2 separate regions of the Mus musculus genome follow, and region 1 is linked to region 2. Evidence: chromatin loops called from intact Hi-C (ENCODE). Cell type or tissue: left cerebral cortex. All regions are shown on one strand. Each heading gives the region's core, and the rest is flanking DNA. Links, peaks and the distances in the headings are about the cores only.

Region 1 (15,697 bases), core at 4,713-12,712, 100 kb before region 2:
ATGGTCTTGGGGTTCACCCCCAGCCTTCATGTCTACTAGACAAGCACTCTACCAACTGAGCTATATCCCCAGCCCATACCTGGAGGGGAAAGAAGCAGGTGACTGTGAGTGAAATAAGGCAAAGTGGGGGGACATCCACGGACCCTCCCTCCTCTCCTCTCTTGCTTAGCAGACTCCTTCCTTAGACTCATTTTCTTTTCTTGCTTTAGTCTGAATAAGACAGTCTACTGGAATTACCTCTTCTAGATTGTGAACTCCCCTATGGAAGGACGGCTGATAGCTCTCGCACTCCCACACACATAGCACAAGGCCAGTCGCTGCAAACGTCCAAGAAGTGCTGGTTGAATTGTAAGAGTCACCTCTCTCGGGTTCTCTAATCCGTGCTTTACAACAAATCTCTCTGACAGTGAAACAAAAGCTCTGACAACAAGCAAAGGCAGTTAGGAAGTGCCTGGAGATGGAGAAGACACTTGAGAGAAAGCACTCTTGGTGTTCTTTGTTCTTATGAATTCTTATGAATGGGCAGGTCACTTCCCCATGCGTGGCTGAAAATTCTCCCAAGAGGTCTGCTGGGCCAGAGTCCAAAGACCTCCCTAGAAAAACAAATTCATTAATTGACATTACAAAGCCAGCACTTTTCTCATAATCTGGAAGAAATGGCCCTCATCACTAATAATAAGTCTCCGATGGAATATAAACTCTAGTGGACAGAAAGTAGCCCTCTATCTCCCTCCACTGAGGGAGCACAAGAAAAAAAAATAGTAAAATGGATCATGAGGACTTTGCCTAGATCTTAGGTAAAGCTTTCTTAAAAGTATAGCTTAAAACATAGACAGAAGCAATCAAGAGAGATAATAAAGTCTATTTTCCTTTTGTGTGCTTGTTGTCTTTTTTTTTTTTTTTGGTGTGTGTGTGTGGGTCAATCTTCCCACGTCAGAGAGGCATGGTTCACCATGGACGCGGGTGTCAGGAGCATGTCAGTACTTGAGCTAAGGACTGTTTTCTGGAGACGTTCCACCTGCTCAGAATAACCTTTATTGCTGCCATTCTATCCAACCCTGAGACTCATGAAAAAGGTCAAAAAGAGCCTCAGAGTGTAATGACCCAGCCTGGAACAATGTTAGCTAGACCAAGCCGACTGCTTGGAGGTCAGCCTGGCTCTGGCTGACATGCTGGGGGGCAGAAGATCACAACAAAGGCCAAATGGTGTAAACACTTGGCAGGGCTCTTCTGTCTGCTTTGGTAAGGCTGCTCATCCTCCCGGCTTCTCCAGACACTGAGCTGCATGTACTATAACCATTGATGCTCCCTCTTTAAAAGCCCTGGACTCTCTAAAGAGATAGATCTTTTGTTACTGATAATGAGACCCTGGGATAGAGAACCCTGGAATTGATGCTAATGAGCACAGCCTCAGTATTGGCCCAGTCTTTCAGAACCCTGAGTGATTAAACATCAGAGGGATGTGGACTGATAGAGTGCTTGTTTAACATAGAGAAGCCCTGGATTTGAGCTCCAGGATCACATCAACTGGACACAGTTTCTGTTATCCTAACACTATGGAGTTGGAGGAAAGAGAATCAGAACTTTAATCTTATCCTCAACAGTGCATTTGAGGCCAGCCTTGGCTACACAAGAACTTGGAGGAGGAGGAGGAGGAGGAGGAGGAGGAGGAGGAGGAGGAGGAGGAGGAGGAGGAGGAGGAGGAAGAGGTTGGGAAGACACTGCAAAGAAAAAGATATGAGAGGTAGAATTCTAGATCAATCTACTATCAGAAGAGAAGTGGAGGCTGGGAGGAGGCTGAAGATCAAAGTCACTAACATCTTAGACAAACACAACTCCCTGAACTTCCTGCTCAGGTTACTGAACTTGTTAAAGTTCTGGAAGGGTGTTGCACCTAAAAAGAATAAGAGAGACCACCCACCCATCCTCAAGTTATATGTTCCTACCCCACACTCAACTCTATATACTCTATATACCTCTTCATCTACATCATTTACAATTTTTAAAAAATCCATAAATTAGGTTCTTTGAACCCAAGGTGGGTTTCAAAGCCTATAGTTGTTGGGTCAGAATAGGTGGCCAGACTTGGAATTAGCATTGGAAGTAGAGATGACAGTAAAACAAAGAAGAACAAAGGAGGAGAGAGCCCCAATAGTCCTTTGAATAGGATGTAAATCTTTAGAGGGACAGGAGGAAAAGGAATGAATAAAATAGGCATTAATGAGGTTGAAGCAAGGGTGTGAACACAGAACTCTGAAAGGCTGGGTAAGCCAAAGACAGCGCTCTGTACTGGTCTCCTGTTTTAGCCGAACAGTTTTTAAAGTTTGGGGAAACTTTAAAAATCTGAGATTTCCTTGGGCCATAGTCAGGTATAAGAGCCATACTGAGGTCGATCTAGACCAGGACAGAGATTGAGCTAATGGCCCTTCCAATGATGGCACAGTGTGGACAGAAATGGAGAAGAATGGCCCCTGAGAGAAAGAAACCAAATGTTTCATGATAAAGTGGTCTAGTATTACCAATTATATCAGGAGCAGGCAGGCAGGTTAATGGGCAAAGATGACCCTTAAACAACCTCCCCAGTAGCCTTACAGTTTTCGTTTAATAAAGAGTTAAACCATCAGCAGTGCTAGGAAGTAACTCTTCGATTGAGGAGCCCCATGCTCTGTAGCATCCAACTGAAGAAACTCTAGTGAGGGTTACCAGAACAAGAGAACATCAGCTTGTAAGGGGTAATGAATTTTAAAGGTTAGGATGTATAAAGAGGTCTCCTGAACAGAGGAGGAAAAAAAAAAGGTGTGTCAAATTCTGTCTGTCTGGGAAACATTTGCCTTGCTAAGAAAAAGAGCCCTGCAGGAGAATTGGTATGCTCCAGAGAGGGTTTACGTGACGTAGTTGATCTGTTCTACTTGAGTGCGTTATACACATAGACCTCGTGAAGACTGAGAAATGCTTCTCACACCTCATACTATGAGAGAGAAGCCATGGGACTCTGTGCTTTGAGCAATACGAATTGGATCCAGACTCTCCAAGCCCACGTGACACAGGAGTGTGACTACGGACAAATGGCCTCCAGGTTATCTCTGTGCTGTTCCTAGACTTGACTGTTGCAAAGGCCCATGGGAAGGGAGCAGGAACCCATGGGACACTGCAGAGGTTATAGAACTCAAATGACTTAGGCAAGATCAGGCTGCCTGAAGACTCCACAAGGAGAAATGAGCAGGGAGCCGCTCCCCCGACCCCGACAGACTCTAGAACTGCAAGAAAGCCTACTAAGCCTATCACCACTCAGACAGTGCCCTACAAATGGCTCTCACCCCATCAACACAGGCCTGCTGCCACTCTGCATGGCCGTTCCAAGAAGAACACAAAACATCCTGTTTGGAAGGATGCCACTCTAGACGGAAGAAGAAAAAGCAACGCAGCTGCACAGGCCAAATTATATGCTGTTTTTGTTGTTGTTGTTTTGTTTGGTTTTGGTTTTGGTTTTCTTTTGTCTTCTTTCTTGCAATAGTTAAAGAATTAAACAGTGGCATCTATCTCCTGTGCTTAGGTCATTGGTCTGGCCCCCAGTCAGGTAAAAAGGCAATAGAACTTAACCTGATGAAGAAAAGGATGATTTAGACAGGCCACAAACCTATGGAAACCACTGTGGGAATTTGCAAGGTTATTAAAGTAGAGCACTTTGATGGCATCAGAAGAAGCCCATCCAGGTTCAGGTGGTGCCTAGAATCAACAAGTATTATGTGTGTTCATCCATGGCTGCCACCTGGATCCATGAAATAAGTAGACATGGTGATCTTGCAACAAGGCAGGGATGGACTGAGCCTATTCTGGGGCCCATATTGGGAACAACAACAGAGATAGAGATTGCAGATGGTTTATGTAGCAGCAGCCTCTGGAGAAAGACAGTGCATGTAGTTGGTAAGGCTGGTTAATGCCGGCAGCCATAGAGGGCTTCTAATGGGTCTCATCAGGAATAGGCACTGCTTTTGACTCTGGAGTACATAAATGCTGGGAGATGCCAATGCCCAGGGTGCCACGAGAGAACTGAAACAGAAGACCCTGTTCCAATTTGGAAGACCAACCACCATTTATTCAAAACAGAAAAGACACCTAGCAGCCCATAATACCCGACAGTTAGAAGGGGAAGATCATCTTCAGAGCAGTGGGTTTATAGAGAAACAGAACATGAATCTGTGCTTACAGTCAACAACAGAGGAACGAAGGGGACATTCCCGCCAGGTAGGTTGTGTCCCTTTATGGCAGACCTCAGAAAGAAAGTCAGGGAGGAATGCTGGCTTGATAATTTGCTTTCTAGTGCCAGAACAGAATACACAAGCCTGGATAATTATGATGGCCAGAGTTTGATTTGGGTCTTGCCTACAGAGGCACCATGGCAGCACACACTGCTGAAGGTCTTCCTAATGCTTCCTTTCAGGTGGAAGGGGCACCACAAGGTGAGACAGTAAGCAGCCTAGCTTTGGTGTCTCTCTTCTTATAAAGTCATCAGCGGCAGGCATCATGAAGTCTCCACCCTCGTGACATGTTTTTTCCTAATTGCATCCTATGGGTTGGAACTCTCAACAACATTGACATGAATTCGGGGATAAAGATTCATATATAAGTGCTGGGCACTCTCAGTCAAACCATAGCAGATGTCTTTGGAGCTAGGAGTTAAACCCAGGTCAGACAACCACACAACAGCCCCGAACTACTCACTCATAGCTCGACTTTTCTTTTCATCTTTCTTCTTTTCTCCTCACACAATCTCAATGTTTTTTCCCCCTACCTGATACAGAAGTCATACAGATAAAGCTGAGTGTGGTAGTGCACACCTTTAATACCAGCTCTTGAAAGGTAGATCTCTGAGAGGTCCCAGCCAACCTGATCTACATAGTGAGTTCCAAGATGGCCTAGGACTATAAGATAGATAGACCCTGTCACAAAGGAGAAGGAGGAGGAGAGGAGGAAGAAGAGGAGGAGGAGGAGGAGGGGAGGAAGAGGAGGAAGGGAAGGAGGAGGAGGAAGCACACACACACACACACACACACAGAGGGGGAGGTGTAAATTCAGCCAGGGCTGAGGATATAGCTCAGTAGTCTCCAATCTAGGTGGCCCTGGGTTCTAATCTCAGCACCATGAAAAATGGGACACACCAGGGAGATTAAGACAAAAGGATCAGAAGTTCAAAGTTATTCTCAGCTACATAATGAGTTCAAAGCCAGCCCGAGATTCATGAAACTCTGGCTTAAACAACAATTAATGCAGCTGTGTTGCCTATTGTTCAAGATGGCCCCCTAGTCACCCCACCTCCTACAAATGGGGGACACAGGAGAAGAACCTCTTGACTGGCACTACAGCCAGAAGTGTGGACCATCATGATGACTGAACCCAAAGCTCCTTCTACAAAACCTTTGGGCACAGATGAAGAAGTAACAGTGACACAGAGAGAAAACCATGGGGCCATATGATGATCTTAATTCAATACTGCACCAGCCACCTAACAGAGGCTCAAACGAAGGGGTCACACCTGTGCTCGGTTCACTCATGCCAGAAACTTGAGAAGGCAAAGGTTTACCTTGCTGAGGCCACTCCTGCCCTTGGAGTCTGTTAAGTCAAGCAGAAAACTGCAAATGTGAGTGGCCTCCACTGGGAGATGCTTCCACATGACAGCGCTGAGTTAACCAAGCTAGTTACTCCTGACTGAACGGGCTTTGAGAGATGTGCCACTGGCTCTGAACTGCTGCAGTCCTGTTACAAGAAAACCCTGAGGCAAACTCAAGGGATGGCCTGTAGTATCATACAAGGCATGCATAGCTTTTGTCCCAGGTTCCAGTCAAGGCTGTCTGAAAACCCACAGAATCAGCAGTGAGTGTCTTACAGACCATGAGCCCCCTCGATACACCTGAATTTATTATAGAGGGGGATTCATAATCCCCAAAGCCCCACCCCCATTGAAAAACTGAACAAGAAAAAAAGAATACCAGGAAATAATATGGCACTGAGGGTCAAGATTATTAACTATTTTCCTACTTCCTACTGCCCTAAATTTTACAATTAGTTAGTTATTTTATTAGACTGTCTATGATGGTTGACTTTATATAGTATTTAAAATGACTTCTTTTACAACAAGTTTGAAGACCCTTGGAGAGCTGTTTAAAAAGGTGTCACTAAGCTGCACATAGTGACAAACATCTGTATAGCATTTTCTAGACTGGGGCAGGAGGCCTGTGAGTGTGAGAACAGTCTGAATAAAATAGTTGAGGCTATAAAACAAGACCCTATCTGAAGATAGATAGATAGATAGATAGATAGATAGATAGATAGATAGATAGATAGATAGATAGATAGATAGATAGATAGAGCGAGCGAGCGAGAAGCTAGGCATACTTTGTACTTTCTGATGTAATCCCAGCACTCAGGAAGTGACTCCAGGGACATCAGGAGTCTATAACCATCCTCTGCTACATAGTATTTTCAAGGCTAGCCTAGGCTACAAGAGACCCTGTCTGAAACAAACAAAAAGTGTCACTTGACTAACCATCTACTGTCTTGCTGCATTTTCCTCCTTATTGGGACAAATCCTGCTATGCTCACTGTTTGACTCAGTTTTTTTTTTTCATTGCTGTAGCAAACTACTTGCAGCAGGCTACTGTAAACACTCACATTTTATTCACATTTCTTAAGGTTCAAGGGCTCACACCCAGCAGAATCCAAAGGTAGCAGAGTATCAAAATAGCAAGAGATGAAGACCTAAGGCTTGTTTTGTGCCCTTCCTTCTGACATAGCAACCAGGATTCAATCATCAGGGCGCTATGGAAGTGACCTGTGTACCTCATTATACTACACCCAAACTGGGCCCACAGACAAATTCTTTTACCATGGTTGAAAAAGAAAGTGAGGAAAGAGCTTGTTATCTTTCTCATTCCTTCTCTCTGCATCATCATTTCATGGCTAAACTCACTAACCAGGAAGAGCAAAACAGCAAACAGCAGTGGTCAGACCTCAAGGCAGAGGAGAGGATAGGCCTGACTGGAGCAATGCGCTATCAGGATAAAGCCCTAAAAAGAGCCTAATGCTCTAGAGATGCCAGAGTCAGTTAGGGGCTGACAAAGATTTCACAGGTCACAGGTCTGAAACTCAGCTTATAAGTCACTATGGCTTGTCAGGTCACCTCATTTTTTTTTAAATCTCATCTTCAGATCAGGTGTGAACAATGTGAGTCTTGGCTCTGTCAAAGAATGCACAGGAAACAGAGAAAGCTTCACACCCCATGACTAAGAACAAAAACTCTTTGGGGGGGGGGTCCTCCAGAGAAATACCCCAAGGTCTTTTTTTTAATCACTGTCTTCTACCAACAGCCTTAGCTATGCACAGACATATTTTTCTAGCACTTTTAAACTATTCAACTTTACTCAAAAATCTAGAAACACAATTGAAAACATCTGAAATCAATACTACCCCACTATTTTATTTATTTATTCACTTATTTATTTATGAGGTATGGGGGTAGGGGTTGAACCTATAGCTACATGCCTGCTAAACAGGCCCTCTACCATTGAGATACACCACCAGCTCAATACTGCCTCTAGAAGTGACATGTGACTGCTATTGGGAGCATGGGGTGGCAGGCCCTTTCCAACAGCTCAAAGCATCAGCATCCTGTCTCCTTTCTCCCACTGGAAAGGCCAGGTTTGATTTTCATTCTGTATTCCTGAGAGAGGTTTTGACTCTCTCCCCAGAGAGAGGGAAGCCCCCTCCATCTTTGAAGTTGTTGGGCCCCCCAAGATAATTAAAACCTATGTCCTCCTTCCCACCAGATGCATGGCAGCCTGGTAAGTCACACACATCTTTGGTCTGTAAGGGGGAGATCCTAAGAAGACAGAAAGACCGTGCCAGAAAGGCCTCTCAGTCTACCTAAAGCTCTTTGTACACACGGCAGCCCAGCAACCATGTGGACATCGGAACACCTGCTCCAGAGCTGGCAGCTTACTCACTAGGGTCAGGAAGAAAATTCCCCACTGGCAGCTTAGCCATTGTGGCGCCTTAATGAAAACTGAGCACACCAGAAGCAACCATCAGTGACTAGCCTAGCAACTGGGGGATACACAGTATCTGGGAAGAACTAACCAAGATGGGGGTGGGATTTATCACCGGTTACTCTACCCCACACCCATCCTGGTTTCCTGTGATTGGCTGAGCACATAACCACATGGAAACTCCAGAAATACCAACTCCCACAGAGGAACCAGGCCAGCGTAAATCAGCCCACGGGGCTCCATCTCCACGTCTCAGTTTCCATAAACTATTTTAATCTAGAAACCACATCTATAGGCAAAGGCAGGCTGCCTCTTCTGGGGGAGTCCACCTAAACCATCATTGTCACCCACACGCAGCTGTACTTCCCACCCCCACCCTCCCCACCCAAACTGGCCCAGCAGCTTCCCCTGTCTTGTGAATACCCATCTTGCACAAGCAGCTCCTCCACACCTACACCTTCTCAAGCATGTGAGGCCAGTAGCACAGAACTCTAAAGAACTCGGCACTGGCACAAGCACAGAGTTCACCTCCTAGCCTTGCTCTTGTTAGACCAGGAACAAGTTAATCTCTCCTACCGCAGCCTCTTCCCCCCACGAAGCCTACCCCACGGGTTTGTCATGAGGATTAACAATGATCATGTATTTAAGACACTTAGCAGGAAACTTGGCACAAAATAAGACTCACTCCCAGCCTCAAGGAATTATGGGACGGGTAGAAGTCTTCCCTTCTTAACCCTATCCTGAGTTGATTGCTCACGTTGTACGTCGTTAACCATTCACAGTCCCTTTGCATGGATTTGTTGCTTTGTGTTAAAGAGGGATGAGAGTTTTTTTTCTCTACCACACAGAGCAGGGCTGAATAGATAACTATATAAAGAATAACCAAATCGAGGCTGATTGAGTAGACGTCTGGATGAACAAGCTCACCCTGCTCCCTGCAAACTGCCTGAAATTTGAAGCAACTCTTCCTCCAACTGTCAGAGAGACGGAGAATCAAGATAAACAGCAAAGATATAAACCTGCAAACCGCCATCCAGTTAGCACAGCCCCCTAGAGTTACGCTAACACACCAGGTTGGGCAGAACTGGTGCAAACCATTACTAAAGGTCAGATGTGGAGCTAAACAAAAACTAGTAGCTAGCTTGCTAGCCTGTGAGCAGATGCTAAGGGTAAGGTTGTCCCATAGAAAAGGGTGCAGGATGGCTGAGTGAGAGGTAATCTAGACCATCATAGTCAGGATTGTGTCCAAGGGAGACAAGCAAAGAAATTCTTCTGTGTTCACCAGAAAGACAGGCTGCAGTTTCGCATGGCCCAATTCACTTGTCACTTGTCAGCTGTCTTTCTCCTTTCATAAGATACATCCTGGGAGACATGGCATTGCCTGATCCCCGATTTTCTCACGGAATTCAGGAGACCCTGAACCTCTCAGTTTGTGTTTTTTTAAACCTTTACCACCACCATTCCTGACCAAGAGATTTGGGGACACGTGCGGTTATTAATTCTTTTCTTCCTGTTTTATTGTTGTTGGTGGTTTGTAACAGTACTTATTCAAAGAGCTTGTCCCATCAAGTTATTCACTGCTCAGAACCTGCACATGCTCCGCACTGAGCTGATTCCACTTTGTATAGGAAGAAACTGAAGCCAGATGTGACATACACTTGTAATCTCAGCATTTGGGAGTAGAGACAAGAAGATCAATAGTCCAAGGCCAAGCTTGGATACATGAGACTCTGCCTAAATAAACAAGTGAATGAATGAATGAATGAATGAATGAATGAATAAAATTATCTAGTCTCGAGCATTTTGTTATATCAAACAAAACAGACAACAGTACAATGGTCATCCCCTTCCATCTTCAATAGATATTTATTCTTTTAAAATTCAGCTCTCTATTTTAAAAAGCAGATTAGTGGATACCTAAAGCTGATGGAGCTTATGGGTGCTAACTAAAGGGAATGGCTGTGTGAGAGTCTCTCTCTCTCTCTCTCTCTCTGTGTCTGTCTCTGTCTCTGTCTCTGTCTCTCTCTCTCTGTCTGTCTCTCTCTGTCTGTCTGTCTCTCTCTCTCTCTCTCTCTCTCTCTCTGTGTGTGTGTGTGTGTGTGTGTGTGTGTGTGTTTGCGCACGCTGATAAAAGGTGTTTTAAAATTAACTGTGGGGATGCATGTACACGTCTATCACTACAAAAATTGGATTAAATACTTCTTTTCATCCTGGTATTAAATATCAGGTATTAATTATCCTACAGGTCGTAGTACGTCTGCAAGTCCTCTATTGCTGATGTAGACTCTGAGCTTCAAACCCAGGAGATTGCAGGTTGTGTGGCAGCTAAATCATATTTCAATAAATCTATCTTATAAACCTCAGCTCTGGAGCTATCTCCCCCTCCCCTAAAAATTTCTCAGACTTGTGAATAAGGAGGATTTCACTTCAGAAAGAGGAAATAGACTTACTCGTTACTGGCATTTCTTCAGTGAACATCTATGGGTCACCACAAGAGGGCAGGTACCAGACAGTGAAAACACAGGATGGACAAGGGTGGGCGCATAGGCCACGGTCGTGTTGTTTTGTCTGAGTTTGGCTCTGATTTTGTATTGGTTATTTTGTGTGTAGAGGGTACAGCATCAATTAGCCAAGACTGGTCTCAAATTCACTATATAGGCAAGGATCGCCTACATTCCCAGACCAGTCTGCCCTTTTGTACATACACAGTTGGCCTTCTGTATCTCCAAGTTCTGTATCTCCAGATTCAATGGATTACAGATAGAAAGAACGCAGGAAAACTATACTGACTAGGTTTAGACTTTATTTTAGACTAGATTCCCACTAGATGTTTATTTTAGTTCAGGCTGGCCCTATGTTACCAATCATCCTGTTTCAGCCCTCCCTAGTGCACAAATTACAGACGTGCACCTCTATGCACATACAAAACAGACTTCATGTCCTTATCCTTGTTCTTTAAATAATACTGTACAGCAATCTTCAGATAGCATTTGCATGATGCTAGGTATTAGAAGTTACCTAGAGAGGATTTAAAGTGTATGAGAGCATGGGCCATCAAGATGGATCGATCAGTGGACAAAGACACTTGCTACTGAGCCTAAAGGACTTGAGTTTAAGTCCTGGAATCTGCATGGTATGAGGAGAAAATCAATTCCTGAAGGTTATCCTCTGACCTCCACACACTCACACACTCACACTCACAAACACACACACACACACACACACACACAGAGAGAGAGAGAGAGAGAAAGAGAGAGAGGGAGAGAGGGAGAGAGAGAGAGAGAAAAATGAAAAATTACATCTGTGGGAAAATATGTATGGGTTGAGCAAATAATATGCCACTTTCTATAAGCAACTTGGTGACCTCAGAGCGACCTGGACCCAACCTCCAGTCTCCATGGATACCAGAGGATGAGCCCAGCCTCCATGGATACCAGAGGATGAGCAGATGCTCATTTTCTTCCAACCCAATAAACAAGCACATAAAAGAACTGTCTTAAGTCATACTCAGGAGGTAAAATAAACTTCCTCTTTCCAATACCATCCTCCCCACTTCAACAACAACAAAAACTATCCTACCATACCTTTAAACAACTCTCAAGATCAGAACCATTTTCCTTACATTTCCTCGGTTCCACCAGCCTCCATTACCCAGCAGTGCAAGACTATCTCCATGTTGTTGTCTGTACTTGTGCCTCTTTCAGGGTCTCTCACATTTGAGGGAAAAGTACCTGAGTCACAGTTTAGTTTGAGATTAGCCCCCACCAGTCCTCACTTTCCCTTGCCCTGTCAAAAGGGAAACAGGGTGGCGTGCCTGAAGAGAAAAACCTGTTGCCCCCAAGGTCCATAGCTGGGAGAACATGTGCAGCCATTGCAATCAGGAAAGACCTCCTGCTTACCCCAGCCCAGGCCCTCAGTACCTCCACAAAGACACATCACATGCTTGTTTCTGTTGATTCTGGCCACGTTGTTCCCTAAGTCCATCATATGCACCTGACCTCATGCTCATGTCACTGTTTTCTTTTGTTTTGTTTTTTTTCCTAGCTTCATTTGTCATCATTTGAGCCCCTCTCTCCTCGGCCTTTTCCTACATCTCCAAGGTTACCTTTTCTTGTACAGTGACTACAGATGACAGAGTGTAAATCTTCCAATGGCTCCATCACTTCCGTGTGAATGAAACTCGCATGTCTCAGCTGCTTCCGTTATATGGTTAGTTGGTTCGGATTTGGCTTGGCTTGGCTTGGTTTCATTTAGGTTTGGGGTTTTTAAGAGGTCAACCTTTCCGTGTAACCTCCATGTATCTCAGACCCCAAGGATCCTCCTCCTCTTCTTCCTGAGTTCTAGGCCTACAAGCAGGTGCCACACAGCTTTATTTATTTATTTTATGTTGGAAGTGCTAGGGGCACCTGTATGCTAGGCAAACTTTTTAAAAGTGTCCTATCAAGCTTAGCTTCCACACCCCTTCATACCCTGGAGACCCCCTCAAGATCCCCACACTTGCTGGTGTCACTTTTGAGCTTTTGAGACCCACTCAATAAGTGATAATGAACGAAAGTGAAATGATAGGGTGAATGAACTCCCATTAGTTACCACCAGCAGCAATAACAGCAACACCCCGCCCCCTCTAATAGTACAGACCTCTGCTAATGGTCATACCCCGAGTCCAGAAGTAAATTGAAGAGGGGACATGGTATCCATGAGTAGCGGGGACTCCATGCCACCATGGGCAACTTCCTGAAGCAACACACACACACATTACCCTGTGAGCTTCATGCTAGTTCTTGAATGTGAACAGCAAACATCTCCCTAGCAAAACTGAAGCTGGCACGGTGATCGATCGTGAGATGTGTCCGTGATGTGGTAGAAAATGTGAATACGTCACCTCTCCATAGGCAACATGGACCTGTACCAGCAGGGTAGTGTAGGAAAAAGAAAATGACAAAAAGTGAAATGGGATTCGGAAGTCCATGTGGAGGCGTCACTTAAACTTCTGTCACTAGTCTCCCGACACCTCCACCTGTACAATGGAATCATAGCCTAATACTATCTACCTAATTTCTCCAAATTCCATCCTCAGGTGAAGCCCTCACCACAGACAGTAGTCTGCGCACAGTAAGGGCTTAAGAGATAATAAAAGATAACACTGTATTGGCCATTTTGCTGTGAGGGTCAAGAAATGAAACGCAGCATGAACCTATGTCAAACACATCAAGTAATGTAAAGTCCCTAGTTCTAGGCTGTGTGGTAGCCCTGGTGCCCTGGCAGTGCCTGAAGACGCCAAGGTGACGCGATAAGCTCCTTCTTTGATCCCGGAAGTTTCCACCAGAATGCCCTAGGGTCCTAGACCGCCCTGGGGAGGGGCGAGAGGTTCAGGGGAAGACTGCTGGAGAGAAACTGGAACCTACCTGCTTTCACTGCATTCTTTCCGCTCCCTCACCCTCAGCCACTTGCGGAGCAGGAAGCGTTTTCGGCGCGGGGACGCACTGGGTGTGGAGCAGTTGGACCACGGGGTGTCCTCGTCGCTGGAGGGCGTAATCTCAATGGACGGCAGTTGCAGGAACTCCTTGCCGGGGGCCAGGACGCCGGGTAGGTCCGGGGCTACCAACCCCGCCTCCAGGCTCTGCTCCTGCACGTTCTTCATCCGGCGCATCTTAAAGCGCCGGCGGCGAAGCGTGGGGGTGGACGAGCTGGACCACACCGCGCTGCCCTCGGGTGCGCCCTGAGGTTCTGGCACCTGCAGGGCGGGCAGCTGCAGGTTCTCCATCATGTTGGCCGCCGGCATCGGGGTCCCTGGCCGCTGCTCCGTGCCCTCCGCCTGCAGCCTGGCTCGAGGCTTCCTCTCTCGGCTCCCTACCCTGGGGCCCGTGGCACTATCCCCTCTCACGTTCAGCGGGAGGCTCGAGCCTGCCAGTAGATCAAGTTCCTTTTCCTGGAGCGCCGCGAGGAGGGGACTGAAGGGGACGCCGCCTCCTGCGGTCTAGAACTTTAAGAAGCGCGCTTCCTCGCTCAGTCCGACGAGGGAAGAGGCGACCCGGGACGCAGTGACAGTCGCCTGCCAAGCTTTGCCACCCGGCTGCCCTCCTGGGGCTCCCCTTCGCGTGCCCGTGTGTTTGTCTTCCGCTGCGCCCGCTTGCTCGCTTGCTCTCTCTGCCGGTGTCTTTGCCTTAGCGGGACTCGGCGGCCCCGGACCCCAGGGAACTGCGCAGCAAACTCTCAGTGGTTTGCGTTCAGCCGACTGCGTTGGGGAGCCGGCTTGGCGCTGCAGGAGAGTGGAGGACTGGAAGAAGAGGCGGTGGTAGGAGGGAGAGGAAAGAGAGAGAGAGAGAGAGAGAGAGCAAGGGAGACACTAGATAAAAACAAAAAAAGGTGGAGTAGGTGGAGGGGGGTGGGGGCTGAGGAGGGAGTGGGTTGCTAGCCTGAAAGGACACGCACAGGCAGCGACAGCCAGCGACAGCCTTGTAACTGTACACGGAATCCCTTGGGGAGGGACTATACCTCCGAGTCAAGGCTGCTCCAATCAGCCTAATGAAATAGGAGCACAATCCAAACTTTCTCAAGGCAACGATTGGCTAAGCAGCTCTGGTTAGCAAACTCCCTGTTTTTTTTTCCCCTGGGGGAGGGGAATCAATGGATTTAGCCCTCCCTCGCAGACCACCCAAGATACAGGGTTGAAGGAAAACTGGGTGACTTTTCAGCCAAATCTCTCTCCTAAGAAATGCGCGTTCTCCGAGTTGTTTGGAGTGCTGACCAGGAAGACAGGGCATACATAATCAGAAGGAAAATGGAAAGTTCCTGGAGGCTGCTTCCAAAATGGCAAGCTGGGAAGAAAAGACAGTTCTGTAGAATAAGCTGAGGACACCAGACACGGACACAAAGACACACGATAGGGTGGAAAGACACAGGACACACAGGACCATTAAGGGAAAGATACTGGATACATGGTGTGTGGCCTGGCCAAAACTATAGCCCGATTATAAGTGAAAGGCAAAGAGGCTGAGAGAAGTTAGCCGGTGCACCACCCTCAGAGACTCCAGGGAGTCAAGTGCATCCTTGGACATTCCTGAGACTGTGTGATGCTGCTTCATCTTGCTGGGGAATGGGTTGGGTCACACCGTTTACTGTGGCCTCAGACCTCTGAACAGAAATATGGACTAGTCCTGCCAAGTATATCAGTGTGCTAGAGGCAGGTGAACCCTGAGAGGTGGGATGTAGAAGTGATCTGCTTTAGGAAGACATTCTGTGTTGGACTGAGCTTGCTGGGGTACAAGTTTAACACTCAACGACCCCCACCCCAAACAAGGAATTTGCCTCTTCAGTGGGAGACCGAAAGGAATAACAAAGACCCCAATACATGGCCCACAATCTGGCCCATTCTCTTTGCCGGTATTTGTTAGTCCAGTTTCCCTTTGGATGAATAAAAATCACATCCCTAAAGGTCATAAGAATCCACTTCAGGCCTGGTGGTGGTGGTAGCACACACCTTTAGTTCTAGCACTCAAGAGGTAGAGGCAGGCAAATCCCCGTGAGTTCGAGGCCAGCCTGGTCCACAGAGGGAGCTCAAGAACAGCCAGGGCTAGTCAGAGAGAGAGAAAGAGAAAAAAAAATCCACTTTAAAATAGCATATACCCCTACAGGTCAATAAGACATCTGAGGTA
Region 2 (15,697 bases), core at 5,165-13,164:
TGTGGGGATGCTGTAGTCTGTAGCTGCAGGCCGTCTGGCTTCTGTGAGGGTGCTGCAGTCTGAACTCAAGTACTCACGTATTCAAGTTTGTGCAGGAGACACTTTACGACGGAGGCATCTCACCAGCCCTAATTACCCATTTCATTTCTTGTGGTATTTCACTTTATGATCCCACAGATACCCATAAGTTAGCTTCATAATTACAAATTCAAGACTAGAGCTAGGAAATATTTTACAATGTTAAATAATTTATATCACTCTCACATATTTGTATAGACTTAAGTATAAATATAAATGTACCATGCTTAAGATGCAGTCAAAGGATGCCAAGACAGAAACGGAGGCAGGGACAGTAGCTTGGGTTAGCATTTATTAATTAGCAACCAAGAAAATGCCCCCACAGACATGCCACAGACCATTTATTTGATAGAGACAATTCCTCAACTGAGATTCTCTGTTTCCAGATGTGTCACGTTGACAAGAGAAGCGAGCCATTATTCCTGGCTCACTAATCACATTACATACATTAATCAGTACGTAGACTAGGCTAGCCTTGGACTTCTGAGGGCTAGAGTACAGGCTTGAGCTACCACGGCCAGCATCAACTGTGATCCATACCCTGCTTCCAACTTCCCCCGCCATTTCCCTCTGTGTGTTTGTGTGTGTGTGTGTGTCTGTGTGTGTGTGTGTGTGTGTGTGTGTCTGTGTGTGTGTGTGTGTGTTTGTGGTTTTCTTTCTTTGAGAGGACCTAATGTATCCTGAGCTAACCTCAAAATTACTATGTAGCTGAGGATGACTTTGAACTCACAATTCTCCTGCTTCCACTTCCCAAAGGCTGGGATTACAGGCATGGGCCATTGCTCCCAGGCTATGTGGTAATGAGGATCAAACTCAGAGTGTTGTGCATGCCAAAATAAAGCACTCTATCAGCCAAGCTCAGACTGACTGCATCCCCAGAACTATCCTGGTTCTTTACCTATGTAGCCAGATCTTCACTAAACACTTGAGTTGTCCATAGTTCTAATTTTTGTTTAAAATGCTAATAAGCTTTTTGTATATTTCCAAACATGCTGAAATAACTTCAGTTCAAAATTGGAATTTATGTCTGGTGTGTTGGTTCTAACATCATCATGAGCATTTTAAAGGAAAAAAATAACATTTTTTTGAAAAGCTACATAAAAGAAACTTACATTTTATATGTACTATTTATATTTTATGAATATACATTCAAGCTTTATATATTCTTATATTACAACCACATTTTATTTTATTCTTTGGATGAGAGTTAGCAAACTATGCAAACTGCAGCCTACAGCTGGCTGCCTGTTTTCATAATGAAGGGCAAAACAGGCACATAACCTTACTCATGGATTTCTCTATTCTATACAGCTGCTTTAGGGCAAAAGCAGAGAGGAGTACTTGGGAAAGAGACCATTTGAGAGGATACAATACTTCTATCTTGTCTTTTAAGAACAAATTTTGCTGATTTTTGCTTTAGGTAATTTCCAATAAAACACAAATTATGTGAAAAATTATCTATGACATAATTTTGATCATGCTAAGAATGAAAAATAAAAGCATTTTGATAGAACAAATAGTGATTTAGAATCTGCACATTTGACTGGATAGTGTAGGTTCTTTAACACAGGTATATAAATTCTAGTGTATTGGATACTTGGCTAACTTTGAATGATATAAGACCATGGCTTTGTATACCTTTTCCATTTTGGACATTCAGAAAGTAGTGATGTGTTTTAAATAGTTTTTTTTCTCAATCTATCATTTTTTTAATATGGAGGTAGATAGTATGGAAGCCTCTATTTTGACTCTCGGTCTTGCAAATGCTAAGTACAAGATCAAGAACCAGAATCAGGCCTGCAAAGAATCCCAGCCCATAGTTACAGACAGAAGGCAGAAGGGAGCCCAGACAAGCTATAAACAGCAGCTGTCAGTTAGAGCCATAGGTTTGCTGACAGGAGCTGCTCTAGCTGCTGCTGATTCCAAACCTGAAGGCAACAGGAGCGGGGTGGCAACTATGGGCGCATGGAAGACAAGCAGGTTGGTACCTCCCATGTCCATTGTCAGTATTTGATCAGAAGCTCCATGCTCGTTCAAGGGCCCGTGGGAGGGAAGTTTGCATCAGGAAGCAGGCTCAACTGGGTCAGCCGGGTCAGCGAAGTTTTGTTGGGACCTGTTATGTTCCAAGTTCTTCATGATCAACTTTCTGATATGAATGGACAGCTGAAACTGGAGTGATTACACTGGTCCCCGTTGTACACGTGTGCACAGTTCAGCAACAGTCTGGCAGGCAGACTAGAAAGCCTGCTATTAAGAAAGCCCTCCGTCTATTTATACATCAGAGACACCCGAACTCAGACTCTGTCACAGTAGGAGGCAATCTTGGAAGTTACCGGAGGACAGACAGCCCATGGCCTTGAGAGATCTACAAACGAGTGATTAAGATGGCTCTGTCACACAGAGCCTCCAGATGTAATTTAATTTTATCCAATCAGCCCAGCAAAGGCAAAAGGTGAAATCCTTACAAATGAAATTAAAATGCAATGTAGGGTAGTCTGGAAGCAGATTTCAAAGTCCACTTTCCTCTGGTTTCCTCTCTGAACCCCGGGGTGGGGAAGTACGCATCTGCTTTGATCAGTGTTACCAAATCAATTTCTTCCATGTTTCTGAAGGGAGTAGAGGAAGAGAGGAGTCAACCAGCGTTTGCTTCATAATTAAGGGAACGGAACTTCCTTCCATTTCCCACAAAGGTCTAGAGCCAGGTTTGGACACAAAGCAACAGACAGTGTTGTCCGTAGGGTGAGAATTATTTGCTGCCCTCCTTTCCTAGTGTGTCTTCCTTTCCCAGAACTGCACTTGTGATCTTCAACTTGTGTCTGTAACAGAAACGCCTGAAATACATTTTGCTCCTCTAAACCACGGATCCCGGAGCCGCCTCTGGTTAAAGGGTTTTAAAGCAGGAAGGAACCTTGAAGGTCACCTTGAAAAATCCTTTGAGCCCCAAGGAAAGTTAAATAAATGTCCCAATGACTCAACATTTTTGGTAGCAGATAAGAGTACAGCCCAGCAATTTGCTGTTTTAGTCTAAGTACTCTTCACTGTGCCACTCGGTGTGCTTCAGGTAGGCCTGAAGACAGTCTCTCGAGAATCCACTCCGGGCTCCATTGTCTCTGGAATGTTTGGGCTATCAAAATATTGTATTCCGACCCTGACACTTATTTTTTTAATTGTTCAACCTTTATTCTGATGCTTCCTCGTTGTTGAATTGTTGCAAAGACAAACATCAGTCTAACCATCTACACAATATGGACTATCACAGACCAGCTTTGCAGGGTTCTTCTAAGGAAATGTCAAATGAAATCCTTTACAAACTGAGAAAACGGCACAGAAACTTCAGGGGTTTTTATGTTGTTAGTCATGTTTTTTTCTCATAGAATAAGTGGGTATGTAGAGCTCTGGTATGGCCTCTGCGTTAGCTCCTGCCCTGTTTAAATTCCTGCCCTAACTCCCTTCTATGATGAACAGTAATGTGGAAGTATAAGCCAAATAAACCCTTTCCTTCCCACCCACTCCACTCCTAACAAAACAATGTCAAGTGGATAAAGTCTACAGTCTATAAACTTTGCTTTCCTTATTCACTCTTTATATATCAATGCTTATCAGCGCTCTCTCATTGTCTTTCTGTCTCTCTGTCTCTTTCTGCCTCTGTGTGTTTGTGTGTATCTGTGTCTGTATCTGTGTGTGTGTGTCTGTGTCTGTGTGTCTTTGTGTCTGTATATTTCTAAGAATGGAACCCAAGGACTTGTCCATGCTGGACCACTGTCCTCCCACTGAGCTGTACTCCTAATCCTCAGGCATCTATCTCTTAGCTATCAGGGCCATTATATGTAATTAACAGAGCTTCAAAGATGAATGAAATAAAAGGCAGTCCATCAGCGTTTGTAGTAAATGCATCCATAATTATACAATATAGGATGTTTATGTAGGTATAAGCATTGTGGAAGCCATAGAGATACCTTTGAGGCCCCATCCCTTCCTAATAAGCTAATGGCTGTTAATGGTTGAAGAGGGGTATCATTTTCTCTAATGGTATAGACATTGGGAGACTAGGTGGGAAAAGTGGTTCAGAGGGAAAAGAAGAAGGATACTGGAAAGTAATGGAATATAATCACAGCAATACACACACACACACACACATATATATATATAAACACTAAACACTCAAACGGACAATGGAAGCACACTTGAACAAGCCTAATATTGCAGCTCAGAAGACTAGTCAAGGTATTTGGAGTATATTTGGTAACGTTGTTGTTGTTGCTATGTTATATTCTTATCATCATAAAATATTTAAAAACTTGAGAACTTGGATTGATGTATGTGGTGGTTTGAATGAGAATGGCCTCCATCGGTTCATATGTTAGAACACTGGTCCACAGTAGGTGTAACGGTTTGGGAAGGACTAGGATCTGCAGCCTTGTTGGAGGTTGGCTTTGAGGTTTCACAAGACTGATGCCATTTCAAGTTAGTTCTTTCTGTTTCCTGTTTATGGATCAAGATGTAACACTTAGCGGCTCTTCCAGCAGCATGCCCGCCTGCTTCCCAACACAATGATAATGACCTCTACCCTCAAAAACAAGAAACCCCAAAGAAACTCTTCCTTCTTTAATTTGTGTGGACATGGTGTTTTATCAAAAGATAGAAAAGAAACTAAGACAATGTATGGTAAAGGTATTGTTTCAGGACAATTAAACAATCAACCTGTATAACAAGCAAGTCATGGAAACAGAAGTTGGTCTTCATTTAATTCTCTTCCTAGGGAGAATATCTTTTAGAAGAATAATTGTAATTCTAGCTAGTAGGAATGAGTGCTGAAGGAGGGCAATAAACAGTAGAAAGGATTTTAAAGGAAGGCAAAGGCATTGGAGGAAAATCTGTAGAACTAGGACACTAGCTGGAGGGCCAAGAGTCCAGAATGGATTTAAATCTTTGGGTATAAGAGAAATAAGGAAGTCAGAGAAGGGAGACAAGTGATTTCTCTCCCGGCTGGAAGGTAATTACAAGAGCGCAGCTCTCTGACAAGTGAACTTATTAAAGATGATTAAATCGATGTTAGAGATCTGGAGGTTGCAAAGATTCTGGTCGAAATGAGCAATGAGAGTTGGAGATCTGAAAGAACATCAATTAGAGCTGTGCACATGGGCCTGGGAGGTCATCCAAACTGTTGTCTCTGGCCATATGTAAGACATGTGTTTGGGTGTAAAGGTTCCAGAAATAAATAAAGTGGATATTCTTTTCTCCAAGGAATCATCTACATTTAGGTGTTAGTTAACGTTGTACGTAGTGAGGGGGAGAAAAAAAATGGACAAAGAACGGAGAATGGAAACTCGTCTCTATAATGTACAGAGAAGAGGAATCATTAGGGAATTAAAAGGAGAGGCAGAAGAGGAGAGAGCTTTACTAGCGCTAGAAGTTGCTACATAGGCTGCTAGAAGAGAAAGGGCATCAGTAGTACCACTGCAGCCAACTCAGAATACTGCAATGCTGATATACCAAGTAGGGTGTAGCCACTGGGCAATAGTGGCAAGACAGTATAGGGATAACCAACGGTGTTTCGATTGGGTTTAAGGCCTGTTCCATGGGAAGAGATTCAGGCCTGGTACTGTAATGCTGGTTAAAAACCCAAGACTGGGCCCTAGGGAGGAACATGCTATTGTTTTGCTGCAAGATATGTTGTCAAAGTGGAGTTCTAAATGTTTACAGCCATAGATTTGTGCTGCCCACAACTTGACCAGAGAAACTGCTCTCTGTAGTCCTCAGCAGTTGAGGTGGAATCATCACTGGTCAAAGTGCTGAGAATAAGTGTCTATTGAGTACTCAGGTCTAAATGGTTCATCTACATCCACCCCAAAGACCCAGGGGACAACATGGAAGAGTCAGGGTGAGGAATATGGCTCAGAAATGCTGTCTCTCAGCTATGGTGTCTTTGTTACTTTTCTATTGCTGTGAAGGGACACCATGACCAAGGCAACTCATAGAAGAAAGAATTAATCTGGGGCTGACAGTTTCAAAGGGTGCATCCACGACCATCATGTCAAGAAGCACGGTAGCATGTGGGCAGACACGGCTCTGAAGATTTGACCTGAGACTTTACATCTTTATCCACAAACATGAGGCAGAGAGCTAACTGGGAATGGCATAGGTTCTTGAAACCTCAAAGTCCAGTCCCAGTACCACCCCTGCAACAAGGCCACACCTCTAATCCTTCCAAATAGTTCTACCAACTGGGTAACAGGCATTCAAACATATAATAAGCCTATGAGACCATCCTCATTCAAACCACCACAGGCGGCATGACAACCCCCATGAAATTACTGTAGCTATGTTTACCTGTACAAGATCAACCCAACAAGACCAATCAGCATTCTGATAGGCATCACTAATTGGATTCAATGGGTTATTAACAGCAACAAAAACAAGAGGACAAGAAGCTGGGAGAAGGGTATATTGGGGTAGCTGCAGAAGTAGGAGGGAGGAATTGGGGCTTTTGCAAGGAGTAAGAGGAGATAGGATGCATATGATCAAGGTATGTAGGGTGCATGTAGGAAGCATCTGTGAGTATAAGGAAGAGGTCCTTATACTCACAGATAAGCACACGAGAATGTTAGCACACTGAGATGTTCTTGCAAGGGAAGGAATACATAACCTGTTACCTAACCAGAAGGGTGGGGGTGAACATGCATTCTAGCTTGGCGACTTTTGTGCTATCTGTGTGGCCAGAGGTCACTCTGAGTTCTCCCCCAGACCCTTACATAAGCTTGTCTGACTCAGTCAATCTATGGAACTCATCTTTATGGAAGGTGACGCATGTACCTTGCAAAGAGGTCAGATGTAGTCACATCTGAGCTTTATTTGTTTATATTAGCTTACTTTGTTCCTCAAGATTTAATGATGTTTTTATTGTGCACATGTAATTGAGTAAATTATCACCAGGAAAGTTTTTATCCAATTGTGCTGTGCTTAAATATTCCTAAAATAAATTACTGAGGGTCAGACTCCTGAAGTTTGAACCAACATGGGTTGCTTAGTCATGTTGAACATTGAACTGCTTCCTTGCTTCTCAAGGGTCATTACTCTGCTGGCCACAATCTTCGCAGAGCCCCCCCTTAAAGATGCATTGTTTACAGGTATGAAATTGCTAAGAATATATAAAAGATGGTTGTGCAAAAAAACAAAGAAGGAGGGAGAGGATGTAGAAATCCAAAAAGCTGAATTAAAAACCATAAAATTTCAACAAAATAGTGCTGTGAAATGTTCCAGACAGACAGAAAAAATAAAATGGTGCAGAAAAAAAAAACCCTGCTGGATTTAGTGATTAAAACATACATGATGAACTTTGGGGATGAAGTTTAAGTTCAGCTATGGGGAATTACGAAACAAGGGATAATGAGAGTGTGTGTTCGGCTCACCACTGTGAGTCCCTTGCTGCGCTTATGTAAAGGCTGGTGTGCGAATAGAATGGCTGTGTGGGGAGAGTACACGCTTAGTGAACTGAACTCCCAAGAATGTAGTGGCTGAAAACAAGGAGTCATTTGCAAATCATAGTCATGTTGCCATCATGGACGCCGTAATAACCTGAGTTTCCCCATAATAATAGTACTTATCACCCCACTCAAGGCAAAGAGAAACTTTCCATCTCAGATACACTTTGTAATTATTAGTTAAGCAAGGCTTCTTTCTGTGTGTACGCCTTTTTAAATGATCCGATTAAGCTTTTATCTTTCCCCCAGAGAGCTAATCAAATATGTGATAAAACCACTTAGAACCACATTATAAATTTCCTTTCTTCCTGCCTTCTCTCATGTACTCCCCCTTGGTGATAAAAAAAAATGTGCTCTCTGTCCAAAAACAGAACAAAATGAACAAAACACACTTTGCTAACTGGATTCTCCCTTTCATTATGATGTCTGCTCATCTCATCCACCCTGTGAACTGAGCCAGTACCTTGCATTTTGGTGGCACACGATGACAGAGAAGCAGAGGTTGTCTTCCAGATATAAATTACGTCTCAGATAAACACTGTGGGTCCCAGGTCAAGGCTTGTATTGTGAAACAGTGAACATAAACACCCGGTATGGTTCTCCCCCTCTCAGTGGCTTGGGAACATAGAATCGAGAAATTCACATTTGAAATGTTTCAAACTGTAGTGACTCCAGTGGCCCAGCTAGTATGTGTGTCATTTTCACAAGACTTATGCTAGAAAATAGACAGTTCACTGTATCCTAAAGATGATTCTGACTCATAAGGAAGTCAAATGGTTCTCCTGAAATGGTTGGCACCAGCTCTACCAACTTGGGCCTCCTAAATACTTCAGCTATTAGGTTTTGCCCATCAGTCCTCAAGTCTCTCATCTTCTACCCATGAGTTTGATGTAACTCCTTATTGCCTCAGCTGCTCTGCTGAACACACTAGATTTTTGTCTTCCCAAAGTCCATCACAGAGGGCAAACCATGCTCCAGAGATACTCTGAGAAGGGTTAAGAAGAAGGGAACAATGGTGCCCCACATTTGAGATCCAACTCTGTACTGTTCTCAACAGGGTCCACCACAGTATATGCTCTCGGGGTCCTTCCCAACACATGGTCTCACTATCTTCCTCCTCCTTACAGACTCACATCTAAGTTAGTCTGATTTGCTTATAAAGACTTTTCCTCATCTTTTCCTAATAAACTCATTCAACTTCATTCTGTGTTCCACTCAAACACACACCCATCTCTTGAATTGCCTGGTTTTAGCTGTATTTCTCAGACACGCCATGTCCATTCACCATCAGCTCTGTGTAAGTCACAAGCACCGAGGAGTGCTCTCCTTTCTCCACCTCCTCACCAGCATGTGCTGTGCTTGATCTTAGCCATTCTGGTTGGTGTGGGTGGAATCTCAGGGTGGTTTTGACTTGCATTTCCTTAATGACTAAGGATAGTGAACGTTTCTTTACGTGCTTCTTGGCCATTGGAGATTCCTCTGCTGAGAATTCTCTGGTTAACTCTGTACCCCGATTTTTAATTGGGTTATTTGGGATTTTTGGAGTCTAACTTCTTGAGTTCTTTATATTTTTTAGATATTAGCCCTCTGTTGAATGTAGGGTAGGTAAAGATCTTTCCACAATCTGTGGATTGCCATTTTGTCCTATTGACAGTGTCCTTTTCCGTACAGAAGCTTTTCAGTTACACGAGGTTTCATTTGTCAATTGTTGATCTGAGAGCCTGAGTCATTGGTGTTCTGTTCAAGAAAATTTCCCCTGTGCTGATGTGTTCGAGGTTGTTTCCCACTTTCTCTTCTGTTATATTAAGTGTATCTATTGTATTCAGTGTTTTATGTTGCCGTTCTTGATTCACCTGAACTTGGGCTTTGTGCAAGGTTGTAAGTATGGATCAATATGCATTCTTCTACATGCAGACAACCAGCAGCATTTATTGAAGATGCTTTCCCCACCCCCCACCCCACCCCCTACAGTATGGTTTGACTTCTTTGCCTTCTATGATAATGGAGCCTGAAATATCCATTTTCCTGGACATTTTTAGTCCTCAGAAGCTGATAGAGCATCATTTTATTTCCTAACCACAAAAATATTTATCATTTGTCCTGTGTTATTCTTTATAATATATGTGAACTTGAGTAGTCAGCTCCTAGGAAAACACATGTCATCATTGAAAAATCACTTTATTTACTTGCACACCGCCAGTGTATCTGGCACATAGAAGACACTTTAAAAATAGTTGTTGGATGAATAATGGAAATGCTTATGAGAAGTTGGTTGGTTGATCGAGTGGCCTAGGGTGGGATTAGACAGGTGATGGAAGCAGAACAGAAATGTAAAGAAAGAAGTGAAGATGTCATTCTTAAAAATCAAAGAGTGCCCTAGATCCCTGGGCCTGATCTAGATTTGTGGAAGGAGAGAGAGGAGGTGGAGGAAGAAGTGGGTTGTCAGCGAAGAACGTGTCCAAGTCCTCAGGGGAATTTGATTATGCAGAGAGCTCTGAGTCACTTTGGGAAGTCAGCAGCACAGCAATCCCTCATCACCCCCTGAAAGCAGCCGCCCCCAATTAAGCTTGGAGGCCGTTTTTGGGTTCTCTCTTCTCCTGATGCTTTGAGGAGAGGGAGCTCGTTTTGCAGTGACTGTTCAACACCCTCAATGCTGTGGTTTCTCTGGATTCAGATCCTGTGGGGGGACATTCTGCAGAACCAGTTACCATTGTAATCATCTTTCTTCTGCACTCGGGAAACTGCAGAACGCAAAAAAGGTAGAATTTAAAAGGTGAACTCAATGACAAACAAAAAGGCCCCTTATCCTAAAGACTCCAAATCTTACCCTTATGCTCCAATCCGTGGCACATCTTCTCAGCCCAAGATGTTATCTTTGGGTCTTTTCTCCATGTCATTCCCAGCATCAGGAAGTCCTGCCTCTTCTACTCTACTGTGTCTCCCACATTTGGTTTCTTTGTAGTCTGAGTAACCTGTCCTCACCCAGCTTTTCCCCTCTCCTACCAAAATTATGACAAATGTCTCATATTCTTTCTTCTACCTCAAATCTTTCCCCTTCTTTAGACACTTCCACTATCACCAGTAAAAATCATAAAAGTTCAGAGTTTATGATTTCATTCTTCCATGTGAAATATCAGCAGCTTCCTAGAGCAGGCAATAGGATCACGAGCCTGAGACTCTTGATTAAGCATTTATAACCTTCTGTACAAAATCACTGCTTACGTTTTGCTGCCAGTCTACATAGCAGAGCAATTCTGCCTGATTCTGAACTTTGTACAACTTAGACTTTCTTGTATATTTTGGCTGTCAAAAACTAACTCAGAATCCACCTTCCCTGGAAATATTTTTGTTTTAGTGAACAAAAAAAGGTAGGGGCATCAGAAATTACTCCTTCAAATAACTCCACAGGCAAAGGTGGATTTGGAAAATCCAACTACACTCAGTTATTGGATGCTCATGGTCAATATTTAACTCAGATTTAGGGATACAAAGAAGAGGAAAAAACATCGCCTCTAGTTGCAAGATCTAAAGCATGGGACCTAGCATTTATTGAGCCCAACAAGGTGTAATTTCTATGTGGAGCGAATGAGCATCAGCAGCCCTGTAGGAAACGGCCATTTGTTTACTAGCTGGAAATACTCATGCTTAGCAGTCCCTGAGGTTCAAGGTCAATAAATGAGTCAGGCATCACTGGAATACAAACTCAGTGCCTGAATGACTCAAGGCTCAATGTTCCTTATCCCTGCGTACTCAGACCCATAGAGAAGTGAAGGAAACAATGAGAACCAGAGTAGCAAGTAGGTACTGGGTGGAGGAGGGTAAGGGGGACTTTTGGGATAGCATTTGAAATGTAAATGAAGAGAATACCTAAATAGAAAGAAAGAAAAAAAGAAAGAAAGAAAGAAAGAAAGAGAGAGAGAGAGAGAGAGAGAGAGAGAGAGAGAGAAAGAAAGAAAGAAAGAAAGAAAGAAAGAAAGAAAGAAAGAAAGAAAGAAAGAAAGAAAGAAAGAAAGAAAGAAAGAAAGAAAGAAAAGAAACCAAGATAAGAGCAAGTGAGGCTTCTGCACGCTGTGTGAGGGTGGGGTCTTGCTTCCAGCAAATGGAATTCCTTCCAGGATAGTTAATGAAGGGGAGTCTTTGAAGCTTGGCCCAACCCCTGGTTTCTATATCTACTCCTCTCACTCATCCTCAGCCATCCTCTCCTTCGAGGTGCCCAACTCTTGTCTTTTGAAAGACTATATATATACTTACAAGGCCTAGTAATCACACCTGACACAAGGTGTGGAGATTTAAAACAAAAACATACATTCTTAGAGGCTAAAGCATCTGCAATTGAGGCAGGCATCTGCAGGGACAGTTTGTTTCCTGTGTTCGTGGGGTTGATAGGGGCAAATGGTCTGGAGCAAGAGGACCCAAAATTATCTGTTTATATCTGATGCCCTATCTGAAATGGTGAGACTAGCTTGAGTCTGGCTAAGTCTCCCAAACAGACTGTTTGTGTTGATGTGTCTGGCTTCTAAGAGCGAGGAAAAAAAATAATAAAGAGACGATACCTTACTTGGAAGATGGAGGCAGAAAATACATGGATCTCAAGGCAATTCTCAGCTTTAATTCACAGGGAGTACAGGAGCAGCCTGGCTACATGAGCCCCTGCCACAAAAGGAAACAAATGACCGCAAACCTCTTAAAGGGTCAGACCCAAAAGTCGAGTAATACCACTTCTACTACAATCTGTTGACCAAAACAAGTCATGAGACAAACCTAGAGTCCAGGGGAAGGGCAAGCTCCACCTCTTGCTGAGATGTTACAACCACATCTCAAAGGGCACACTGGCTCTTGTATATCTCCTGGGAAGCAATCGGCTATGGTGATTTTTAAATATGTTTGGTTTTTTTTCCAGTAGATTATCTCCCCAAGGTCAAGCCCCTTTGTGTTCATTTTGTTGTTGTTGTTTTTCATATTGCCTAGCACAACACCCAAGGAGTGGAAAATGCACTGACAAATGTAACAATTACAAAGGAGTTGGCTGCTGCCCCCGCTCGCTCTCTTCCTCAGACTGTTTCCTCCACAGCACGGTGAGAGTCTGGGCTTTGGAAGTGGGATGTCTAGGTTGGCATCGCGATTCTGTCACAAACAAATTGGGTGGAGTTCAAGAAGAAATTTAGTCTTTCTATAAATATTTCTCTACTGTGAAATCAGGGTAAGGTTTTATATTTCAGAATTGTGAGAACTGGAGGGAATAATATGTATAAGAAAATTAGCATGCTGCCAAGAATATGGTAATTTTTCAAAATATGATAATTATATTAAAAATTTTCCATTTCTGTTTTTCCTGCTCTCTACACAATCTCTACCAGTACAAGCATTATACTTTCCTCAAGGCCATTTCTTAGTTGAAACAGAACGTGATCACCCAGCCGGAAATGAATTTACTTTGTCTCTTAAAGTTTGGTTTTGAGCTAGAGCCTAACTACGTAGACCAGGTTAACCCTGACCTTGCTATCCTCTGCCTCAGTCTCCCTAGAACTAAGATTACAAGCAAGTATGTCTATGCCCAGTGCTTGAAGTCTTAAAATTCTAGGTCATAAAATAATAGTGCTGGTGGGAAATTAATAAACCATCTAGCTCCACACTCCTTGTTTACAGAGGTGAAGCAAATGATTCCTAATGATTGAAGCAAATTGGCCAAGTCCACACAGCTGGGTGGGATCCAAGCGCCGTCATCCTGTAGTAGCCACAGCCTTGTTTCAGTGTGAAGAAGGGATAATAGAGAAATAAATAAGATCTACGAGTGAGGGCCAACAAGACCTCTGGACTCAAATTCTTAGAAGAAGGAGTCCAGAATCCAAGGCCCCCGGCTGGTGGATGAGCTCACAGGGAGAAAATGGACAGTATATGTGCTTTGCTTGGTCCACACAGTAGTTTTGTGTTTGGTTTGAAAGAATTCACGGGCTGGTAAGTTAGCTTAGTAGGGTAAGGAGCCTGCCACCAAGCCTGACAACCTGAGTTTGATCCCCAAGACCCAAATGGTGGTAAGAGGGAACTGACTCATGCAAGTTGTCCTTTGATCTTCATGTGGGAACACACATACACACAATAAATAAATTAGTTGATTAAAAAATAATTCCCAGCCGGGCGTGGTGGCACACGCCTTTAATCCTAGCACTCGGGAGGCAGAGGCAGGCGGATTTCTGAGTTCGAGGCCAGCCTGGTCTACAAAGTGAGTTCCAGGACAGCCAGGGCTATACAGAGAAACCCTGTCTTGAAAAACCAAGTAAGTAAGTAATAATAATAATAATAATAATAATTTCCAAAGCATTTTTAAGAAGTGGGGAGGGGTTGATATAAAACTTCAGATTACCAGTTTCTGTTGGAAATGTCTGGACCATCTTTCCTGGAGGCCAACAATTTGCTGCAGAGTGTGTGGCTGCCATGCTGAGTGAGACTGTGAGCTCCAGTCCTTGGCTAGAAGTGATTCTGCTTCCTTACCTTCGTGAGCCTCCTCAGCGAGTCAGGCATGGGAGTTTACCACTCCTGCACTGAGGGAAGACCTTGAGAAGTCACCCTTACAGCTGTTGTGTCTTGGTTGTGGGTCTCTATTTTCTACTTCCCTATAAACAGAGGGCTCCTTCAGAGCAGTTAGCACACCTCAGCACCCCTCGAAGGTAGTACTGTCCAGTGTTTCCGTCTCTCTCAGATACCGACTTACGGGCTCCCACGTGCTCACTGGCCTTTCTTTTGGGTTTTTTTAACGAGGGGAAGGAGCAGAAGCAGAGAAGGTGTAACGTAACTTCCCAAAGGTGGAACCACTACAGCGTGTGGAGCTGAGTCGTGAGGCTTCCTGCTCTTCTGGGATTCCTGGCATACATACTTTTTTCTTCTGAATGCAGAGATTCCACTTTCTCCCTGGCAAGCATCTCCTTTGTGTCTGTGTAAGTTGGATGAGGCTGAGCCTGTGGGAACATGACTCAGACCTGTTCAATGAGGGCTCCGATTGCCTGGTCCTTGGTGATTGGCTTGCGATGTGGGCTGCTGGAACTTTCTTGGGTTAAGTTGACCCTGGATAAGACCAACCTCTGCATTTTTTCAGGCTTCTCTTGATTAAAAAAAAAAAAAAAAAAGAAGAGGAAAAAGAAGAAAAGTGAGAAGAACTCCTCAAACTTAGATTTATACACACCACCCTCCACTCTGTGCTGGTATCCCTCAAAATTCTGCCGGCTTCTAGAAAGACCCTCTCATCCTTCCAACACTCACAGACCGCAATGCTACCTCATTGAATATCTATTATCCTGTTTACATCTGTCTCTCAGAAAGTACAGGACTCCCAAGTGTCCTCAGATTCTCCAAATGCTAATCTAAACACTGCTCTATTGTTGCAATGTTAACTCCATTGGAGAATACACAGAGACAGTCTTAAAGCAGAGGAAAAAAAAGTCTTTATTGCTGGCTAATGGCTACACGGTGAACTTTCCCAAATCACCCAGCCCAAACCTTACAGTTCTTTTTCTTTTATGGACAAAACCATATCCTGGTTGTCACAGTTCATTTAGCAAGAAGCAGAATTACAAAAGTCCAAAAGCAAGTTTAATACATTGAGGGACTTTCCTGGATCCTGGAATGATAGGCCGGGTCTTTAGTGGATTAGGTCTTTGCTCCCATTTTGACAAGTGTTGGGACCCACATGGTAGGTTTTAAGGTAGAAATGGTCTAACATGACATCACTTATGCTAAGGTCTGGGGACCTGTTACCCCATAGGCAATAAGGGAAACTCCTGTACACACCTCACACTTATAGGCCCCACACCTTTTCTGAGTGAGCGTCTTTGCTCTCCATAAAACTTTTGTTCTGAGCATATACAGCTACCTATGTTAAATGAAAATTTCAGGCCATTGTTTCAGAGTTAGCTTTTTATGAAGTCCTAAAAAAAAGATGGTCAAAAACCAAACTGAAATCAGCCATTCAATCACTCTCTGTCATTGAACTTAGTCTATGTTCTTATCTGAGCTCCTGAGAAATCAAGAGAGAAAGAGATATCAGCAGAAATTCCCAAGGCAGGCAACAAATGAGACCTCATTAACTTTAATCCTTACAAAAGCTAATTTCTCATCGTTTTGTCTTCCCTATTCCTGCTTTCCAT

The links. Hi-C counts contacts between places; a loop is a spot of excess contacts. Peaks named below come from ENCODE experiments on the same cell type or tissue, not always from the same donor. Only the 100,000 strongest peaks of a DNase experiment are listed, where the experiment ranks them.
Region 1: it touches region 2 in a loop (7-fold over the local background); 2 of 42 quality-filtered maps call a loop at or near these places.

The regions. Positions count from the first base shown.
Region 1 is chr9:40,441,847-40,457,543 of GRCm38, forward strand. It overlaps Gramd1b (GRAM domain containing 1B), which reads right to left and starts at 13,918. Exons shown (of 20, transcript NM_172768.2): 1 at 13,448-13,918. The coding sequence starts at 13,824. In left cerebral cortex, for the core only: a CTCF peak has its summit at 10,521 (motif pointing right); a DNase peak (open chromatin) is centred at 8,248; H3K27ac peaks cover 404 bases.
Region 2 is chr9:40,545,370-40,561,066 of GRCm38, forward strand. Gm35177 (a long non-coding RNA gene) reads left to right here and starts at 1,956. Exons shown (of 3, transcript XR_001779340.2): 1 at 1,956-2,058; 2 at 12,528-12,634; 3 at 14,322-14,486. Gm48277 (a long non-coding RNA gene) reads right to left here and starts at 12,417. Exons shown (of 2, transcript XR_003948096.1): 1 at 12,113-12,417; 2 at 9,722-10,300. In left cerebral cortex, for the core only: no CTCF peak of the experiment used is centred there; DNase peaks (open chromatin) are centred at 7,532, 8,169, 10,054 and 12,644; H3K27ac peaks cover 294 bases.